Linked DNA regions of Homo sapiens: region 2 is linked to region 1. A link is a loop called in an ENCODE intact Hi-C map of the cell type or tissue named here. Cell type or tissue: Caco-2. All regions are shown on one strand. Region 1 overlaps LOC124900605 (a long non-coding RNA gene). Region 2 has its middle 95 kb from the start of NABP1.

Region 1 (4,000 bases):
ATGCATGAAGGGCTAGGTTTGGCTGTACTCTGGCATGGTTAAGACTTGGAGAAATCTAGAGATGACTTTGGCACATATGAAATTTCCCTTCAGATAAGAATGTTTTTTAAAGTATTGAAAGAATGATGGCTGCTGGGGCCATGGAAAAAGAGATTGACTGGGGAAGGCACATTACAGAGGCTTCTAGAATGACAGCAATGTTCTGTATCTTGATAGAGGTTGCGATAAAGCCTAGGTATTTGTTAAAACTCAACTAATGCACAACTAAGATTTCCACATTTCTTTGTAAATTTTACAAAAAAAAAAAATCCTGAAAAATACTGAACTGTAATGAATAGGCATGTTGCAACGTTTAGGGAAAATTGTACGATGTCTGCAATTGACTAAAAATATATTAAAAATGCATTAATGGCTGGCTGGGCACGGTGACTCATGCCTGTAATCCTAGCACTTTGGGAGGCTGAGGCCAGAGGATCACTTGAGCCCAGGAGTTCAAGGCCAGCCTGGGGCAACATGATGAAACCCCTTCTTTACCAAAAATACAAAAATTAACCGGGCATGGTGGCTCCCCTCTGTAGTCCCAGCTATTCAGGAGCCTGAGGTGGGAGAATCGCCTCAATCTTGGAGGCAGAGGTTGCAGTGAGCTGAGATTGCACCATTGCAATCCAGCCTGAGTAAAAGAAACTCTGTCTCAAAAAAATAATAATTAAAAATGTATTAATAGGATGCACAGATATGTGATAGTGGCAAAATCTAGGTGGTGAGTATAAATTCTTTCAACATGCCTATATGTTTAAAATTTTTAATAAAATGTTGGGAAGTTATCCAATACTATAGTTATCAGAAGCCAATAAATTACTCCGCAACTCTGGGTGCACAGCAATTCCAAGGGCTGTCACCGGGAACAGAGAATTCCTTCCAATGTGCCCTCTGCCTGGCCCTAAGCAAGCCACTAACCTCCTTTCTGACACAAACCTGGACCCACAAGTTCTCTGTACTTTCATCATCTTGTCCTGCTGGGCAGAGGTGAATGGAAAAACACCAGTGTACTCAGCTAGTGGGCAGATCTTTGTAATGAAGACCCAACCCTACATGCTGTCACGGTAAACCGTCAGCATAAGTGCTTGTCTGTGCCCAGACAAGACAGGAAAAACTTGGTTTGACTGTTTAAAAAAGAACATAATTGTAATAATTCACATAAATTGCTTAATATTTCAGATTTTAAATTATAGAAGATTGTTTTCTAATAATGGCATGGAGAAATGAACAGTATTTTAACTTATTTCCAATGCTGATGGAGAAAGGGCTTAACATTTGTTGACCCTTAGATATGGAGCAGATGTTTTGCATACATTAGCTCACATAGTCCTCCTAACACTATGAGTACATAGCCCCACTATCATTTTATAACGAGGTTCATGGTCCTGGAGCCAGTAAATAGATCCAGGACTCAAACCAAGATCTCCTCAGCCCAAAACCATGTTCTTCTTCATGGAAGCACATTCTGGCATTTAAAATAGGTTATGTTCTGCAAAGCTCACATAATTACAACAGCAGCAGTCATTTGGCCAGGATTTTACCAAATACCATTGGGTAAAGGAATGAAATTTCTAAGGGCAGTGTCGTGTTCTACTTCAATTGTTTTTACCAAACCACCACTCACCAAAAGGCATTTTTAACAGTTTACACTTCTCACCAACAATATTGACAAATGTGATGAGAATACAAAACTTGGCAACCTTTCCCATATTTTCTATAGCTTTAGGGGCAGTTCAGGGTTTCATCTACTTAACTGAAATTTAATGTCAGTGTTGATTGTTCATAAACTAAACAAATGGCCCAACTGCCCCTTAAGGATTTTCCATATCATACTTAACACCACTATCAGGCAAAAATCGCTATTCATTGGAACAGAACCATTTCCCCCACGTGTTAAACTAAGCCAGATTTCTAAACAGACAGAAACTATGCAGCAATGACCCAGTAGATGGCACTAGTTGTGCTGACTACCTTTCTATTCAAGTAGTCCAGCAACTTAGGTCAGAAGTTTGTTTCCTACGAGGGCTATAAACATTTAATACTGAACATTAGAAACACATGGCAATCAAATCATGATTTCCATGTTACTTGCAGAAAATACTCATTGTAGTTGCCTCTCTGTACAGAACTGAGATCTTTACGTGGAAGATGAAGGGTGGTTTCTCTAAGTATTTTCAAAAGTATTTATCAAGTCTCCAACTCAACTACTTTTCAATTTGGCCAGCCTTCTTTTAGTAAAGTAGGGAATTGAGGGACAGGAGGAAGGCAGAAGATGCTGGTAACATTAATTTGCTGAGATGAGCAACAATAAACTCTAAATTTTCAAAAACGTAGGAAAAAAAGCATTTTACTTTTATCTAGATAGGCTCAAGGAAAGTCATGTGACCTCCCAATTAATATCTGATCCTCGAATTGATATATAATTTAAATCATTTTATTTGAGCCTAATTCAAAATTTGCAATACCCTCATCCAGAGGCCATACTGAACCTCTTATTCTGCTCTGCGCTATATGCTTTACCCAACAATTCTGCCCTCTGGAGGGACATTCTTTTAAGCACAATTTTTTGTTTTACAATCCAACACGTCAGCATATATTAGCCTCACAAAGGTAAAAGAAACTGAGGGGAAAAAAAAAAAATATATATATATATATATATATAATTTCAATACAAGGGAAGATCTCAAGGGCAGGAGGCAGACAACCTCAGGGTTTCAAATGCAGATCTCCCAAATGTACACTGATGTTATTCTAGTAATGCAGAGGTGCAACCTGTACTTTTAACAAGTTCCTGGGAAGCCTCATGTAGATGGTTTCTAAATCACTAAGAATTTTACTCAATATGCATTTAATATACAAACCAAGAAACTAGACTTACCCAATGCTGAAAAGCATAAATTTTGATGGAGTAAGAGACATAACTTCAATTTCTGATTGGAAATAACAGGTTTTTTTAAACATCACTAGCCCTTCAACAGAGGTTGAGACATATTGTGGGGGTCTGATCAGTAGTGTGTCAATAAACTCTCAAGAGACCTGTGCTCTTTTATAGGTCAACAATGATCATCCAAGCCCACACGTTCTCAAAGCCTGGGGAGCCACAATAAAATTGTGGGTTGTCAACCAAGACCCTCCAAAAGACTTAAACGAAATGTCTACTAGTCAAACTTCTTAAAATGTTCGTTGTCTTCACATCACGCTGGTTCTCTCACAGTAGTAAAAAGCTCTTAGTAACATCTTTGGGTCCAATGTTAACATGGAAAAAAGTTTGTCATAAACCAGACTTGATTTCCTCTTTTCTTACTCTGTGATCTATACTTTGAGAAACATCAATAGATCATTTTAGTTCAGAAACCTGGAGTAATTTGGTTACAATATTTGAATTCCAAACTCAGGCAGTCTCCAGTAAAGCACACTGAAACATTTGGATGTAATTTAAATACACTTGAAAAGTAAAATGTTTTTCTAGCTTTTCCCTCAGGGCGTAACACCACACCATTCATAACAATGCTATTTTCCAAAGGTCTCAATTAGATTTCCTCAGAAGCATACCTGAACTGTTAATCATTACAACTCCTTTGTGAAACATGGGACTGGTTGATTACCCAGTGTAATCACTGGCTGAAACCTCAGCACACTGTTTTTCACCCCAGTGGAGGCAGGTTTTCACCTCCCCTCTAGCTGTACCCCTCTCTTAATGCCCATATTAGAGAACTGTGATCTTCTTTCTCCACTAGAAATGTTCACTTTCATCAGGTAAGGGATAAAACAAAAACAAGAGACAGAAGATCTTAAAAAAAAAAAATAGTAATAGGGCAAGTAAACTCAGTGAGGTTAGAGGAATTTGTTTGGGGGGCATTCTATGTTGTTAGTTTCATATCATGTTCAGTTTGTTGTTTCTAGAACCCTCTGAAATGCATTAGAAGACCTTAAGAGTCATTCTCAGCCTAAAATGGCTTGG
Region 2 (4,000 bases), 110 kb after region 1:
GAGCCTTCTTTAGGGCTCACTGAATGTGACCAGACAAATAAGGAGGGTTCTCTCAGTTAGGCCTGCTGGACTTCCATTAGCAACCCCTTCTGAGATCCCTTCCACATATGCAAACACACACAAAGATGAGACGGACAGAAGGCCTTCCAAATCAGATTCCCAACCAAGAACTCCAAGAGTATCCCTTCCAAACTATCCTCCTTTTCTCCATCTGAGAAACCTCCTCGAAATCGTCTTGATTGAGGAGAAGTCTCCCAAACCAGGACTGTTCCTACTAGTTAGAAAGAGCCAACCTGTTAGTTAGAAAGAGCCAAGACCCCCAGGAGCTGAACAGACATCCAGTAATGAGGCTATAGACACCGACACCCCATGGTGAAGCTACAAACAGACATCACACAATGGGGCTACAGACACCCCACCATAGGGCTACGGAACCAGTTGGGAGAAGGAAAGAGGCATTGGCAGCACCTAGGATACTCACCAATCCAGACACCCTGCAGCAGGGCTACAGACAGACACCTCACCATGGGGCTACAGACACCCTGTGATAGGGCTACAGTTAAGGGACATCTCCCCATGACTATTTCTGCATTGCAATTAAATCCATGCACATTGGGTCGGCAGCACCCTGCCAGTAGAGAGAGTACCAGAGTCAGCTCCCAGTCCAAGAGAAGTAGGTGGCAGCTTGGGCTGGCTTCTGGATCCATCCCAGCACAGGTTTTTATCTTAAAAGTTTGTTTTGAGATGTAATTAACATATCATAAAATTTACTTATTTGAACTATACAATTCAATGATTTTTAGTAAATTCACACAGTTGTGCAGCTCTCACCACCATCCAGCTTTAGGATATTTCCAGCACCCTGCAAAGGCCTCCCATGCCCATTTGTAACTCCCACCCTAATGCCGAGGAACTACTAATCTACTTCCTGCTTCCATAGATGTACCTTTTTTGAATAGCTCATGTAAATGGAATCATGTGTGAATCCCGAAGGCCCTACTTGAGAGTGAAACAGTGCTTTTCCTTGACTCTGATTCTACTTTTGATAAGAAACTTCTCTGTCTGTTTGGGGGCTCAAGGATGATTTTAAGGCTCAGGCTGTCAGTGGCTTTTTAAGTCCAGGCTTATGTGGAACCCTACCCAAAGTTCTTTCACAAACGTAACTATTATCCGTTATTTCTTTCCTTGCTTCCTCAGCTTCATGCCTCTCTCACATGCACCCAATTTGATGCCAGCATCCCTGAAGTCATATGGTTTGGGAGAAAAAGCTACACCTTTAATTGTATTTCCTATTGTTTGGAATCTAGAAACGTTGGTGTTTCAATCTCTTTGATGCCCCAGATTTCTTCTCTCTCTGTATTTATTTTCATTTCTGCTTGGAACCTGTCAAGCTATTTACTGATTCATTTTTTTTTTTCTTCTAATACCTTCCTAATGGAAGCCAGTAACCACCAACACATATCACAAAATTCTGTTTTCCAGTCTCTTTCCCTAGAGCTACAGGCTCAATGAGTACCCGGCTGCATTTATGCTATTTCTGGTGACAGTTTTAACACACATTTTATTTTATGTACTTCTTTTTTAACTTTTATTTTAGGTTTGGGGGTACATGTGCAAGTTCGTTATATAGGTAAACCCATGTCACGGGATTTGCTGTACAGATTAATTCATCACCCAGGTATTAAGCCCAGTACCCAATAGTTATCTTTTCTGCTCCTCTCCCTCTTCCCACTCTCCACCCTCAAGTAGACCCTGGTGTCTGTTGCTTCCTTCGTTGTGTCCATGAGTTCTTATCCTTTAGCTCCCACTTGTAAGTGAGAACATGTGGTATTTGGTTTTCTGTTTAGCTCCATTCATGTTCCCACAAAAGACTATGAGCTCGTACTTTTCTATGGCTGCATGGTATTCCATGGTGTGTATGTACCACATTTTCTTTAACCAATCTGTCATTGATGGGCATTTAGGTTGACTCTATGTCTTTGCTATCACGAATTGTTAACACATATTTTACCACTGTATTACATGAGTCTCCATCTTCCTATCCTCTGATATTAATGTCCTCACTACCCAATGCTGATTCCACATATTTTAGGTTTTTATTACAGAGTAGTACCTAAGTTTCAATGGTAATATCTCTATTAGTTAAGATTATGCTAGCACTAAAATGTCTAAACCCCCAAATCTCAATATCTTAACATTTTATTGGAATTTTATTTCTCAATCTGATATCAATTCAAGCCAGTGGGAATGAAGGGTATTCTGCCCCACATTTCTTCAGAAACAGCCTGACAAATGCTCTGCTGTCTTTCTCAAATGCCTCAAGCTCACCCTGCACTGACACACCATCAGCAAATAAGGAAAGAGAGAGCCTTGAGAATTGTGTAAGAGGTCATTTTGGGCCAGACCTGGAAGCATTGTGCATGATTGTATCACTTCTGCCACATTCCTTTGGGAAGAATTCATTCTCATGTCCTTACCTCACTGCCAGGGAGGCTGAGAAATGTAGCCTATCTCTGTACTCAGAAGGAAAATCAAGCAAGTTTGGCAAACAGCTAGCCAGTATTTACCATAGCTTCATGTTAAACATTTAGCCTTTGACTCAATAATTCCAATTCTAAAGATCTTTGCTAAAAAATATTCTGAAATACAAACATGTTAATTCTTAGGTCATGTAAAGTCACAAAAATAAATATATAAATAAATAGAACACTAAATATAGAGTTCATTTATGTAATGGAATATTACACAGCAATTAAAATTTATGTTTCTCACCAGGTATGGTGGCTCACACCTGTAATCCCAGCACTTTGGGAGGCCAAGGCAGACAGATCACCTGAGGTCAGGAGTTCGAGACCAGCCTGGCCAACATGGTGAAACCCCATCTCTACTAAACAAATACAAAAATTAGCAGGGTGTGATGGCGTGTGCCTATAGTCCCAGCTACTTGGGAGGCTGAGGCGTGAGAATCGCTTGAACCCGGGAGGCAGAGGTTGCAGTGAGCCAAGATCATGCCACTGCACTCTTCACTCCAGCCTGGGTGACAGAGCGAGACTCTGCTCAAAAAAAAATTACGTTTATTAAAAATTTTAATCACATAGGAAAATGTTGCTGATGTAACATTAAGAAAAACGCCGGAAACAAATTTATACATATAATATGTATATATTTTTAAATAGAGCAGTAAAATTATTGGAAGGAAATATGCCAGAATGATGACACCTATAATCACCTATAATCTCACCTATAATGTATGGTAGGAGTACAGATTTGTCTGTTTTTTGTGTGTGATTCTTATGATCCAAATTCCTTACAATGTAGTGCCATTATAATCAGAGAGAAAATAAATATTATTCTAAAACATAATAAATTTATAGCCAGATCTATGCCTTCTAGTACTCTAACCATCTCAAATGTCAATATCTTTAATAACGAATTCAGCAAAGTAACATAATAATAAAGTAACATATCTTTAAATAGAAGTCAATATTATTGTTATTTAATCACATGCTTCAGAAAAATACTTTGAGATGGATAAAGCTAATACAATTTCCTCAGAGATGACAGTACTTTAGGAATGCAATTTTGACTTTTATTTCCCTACTATATGCCTTCTGTGTTTTATGTTTTAATTTCATTTACAAAAAATCCACAACTATTTCTGAAAATATCTTCTAATAGTCTCTCTCTCTCCCTCTCTCTCTGCAATATACAGCCTGTCAAAGTACACTTCTCCAGCTGCTGGCAGATGGCCTTTATCACTCATCAAGGTTTTTAGCAGAAGTTTATTTTGTGTATGTCCATCAACTTCTGTACTTGGGACAAACAGACAAAAAAGACCAAAATCACCAGATTATTACCACATTGTTTCTCAGAATATAGAATGGATGGTGGCCACATTTCATGAACAGTTTCTATCAGCACTTATTTTCAATCTTAGACTCTTCATAACCAGATATTCCCAAATCCCTTATACTTACCTGAAATGAAGCTATTATTCTCA

Evidence for each region. Peaks named below come from ENCODE experiments on the same cell type or tissue, not always from the same donor. Only the 100,000 strongest peaks of a DNase experiment are listed, where the experiment ranks them.
Region 2: it touches region 1 in a loop (5-fold over the local background); 23 of 110 quality-filtered maps call a loop at or near these places.

What each region holds. Positions count from the first base shown.
Region 1 is chr2:191,689,119-191,693,118 of GRCh38, reverse strand. It overlaps LOC124900605 (a long non-coding RNA gene), which reads right to left. Exons shown (of 3, transcript XR_007088697.1): 1 at 2,918-4,000; 2 at 1-1,163. Among named protein-coding and RNA genes, the nearest start is that of NABP1, 13 kb to the right of the region's middle. In Caco-2, a CTCF peak has its summit at 1,972 (motif pointing right); DNase peaks (open chromatin) are centred at 1,986 and 3,700.
Region 2 is chr2:191,580,964-191,584,963 of GRCh38, reverse strand. No RefSeq gene overlaps it. Among named protein-coding and RNA genes, the nearest start is that of NABP1, 95 kb to the left of the region's middle. In Caco-2, no CTCF peak of the experiment used is centred here; a DNase peak (open chromatin) is centred at 2,413.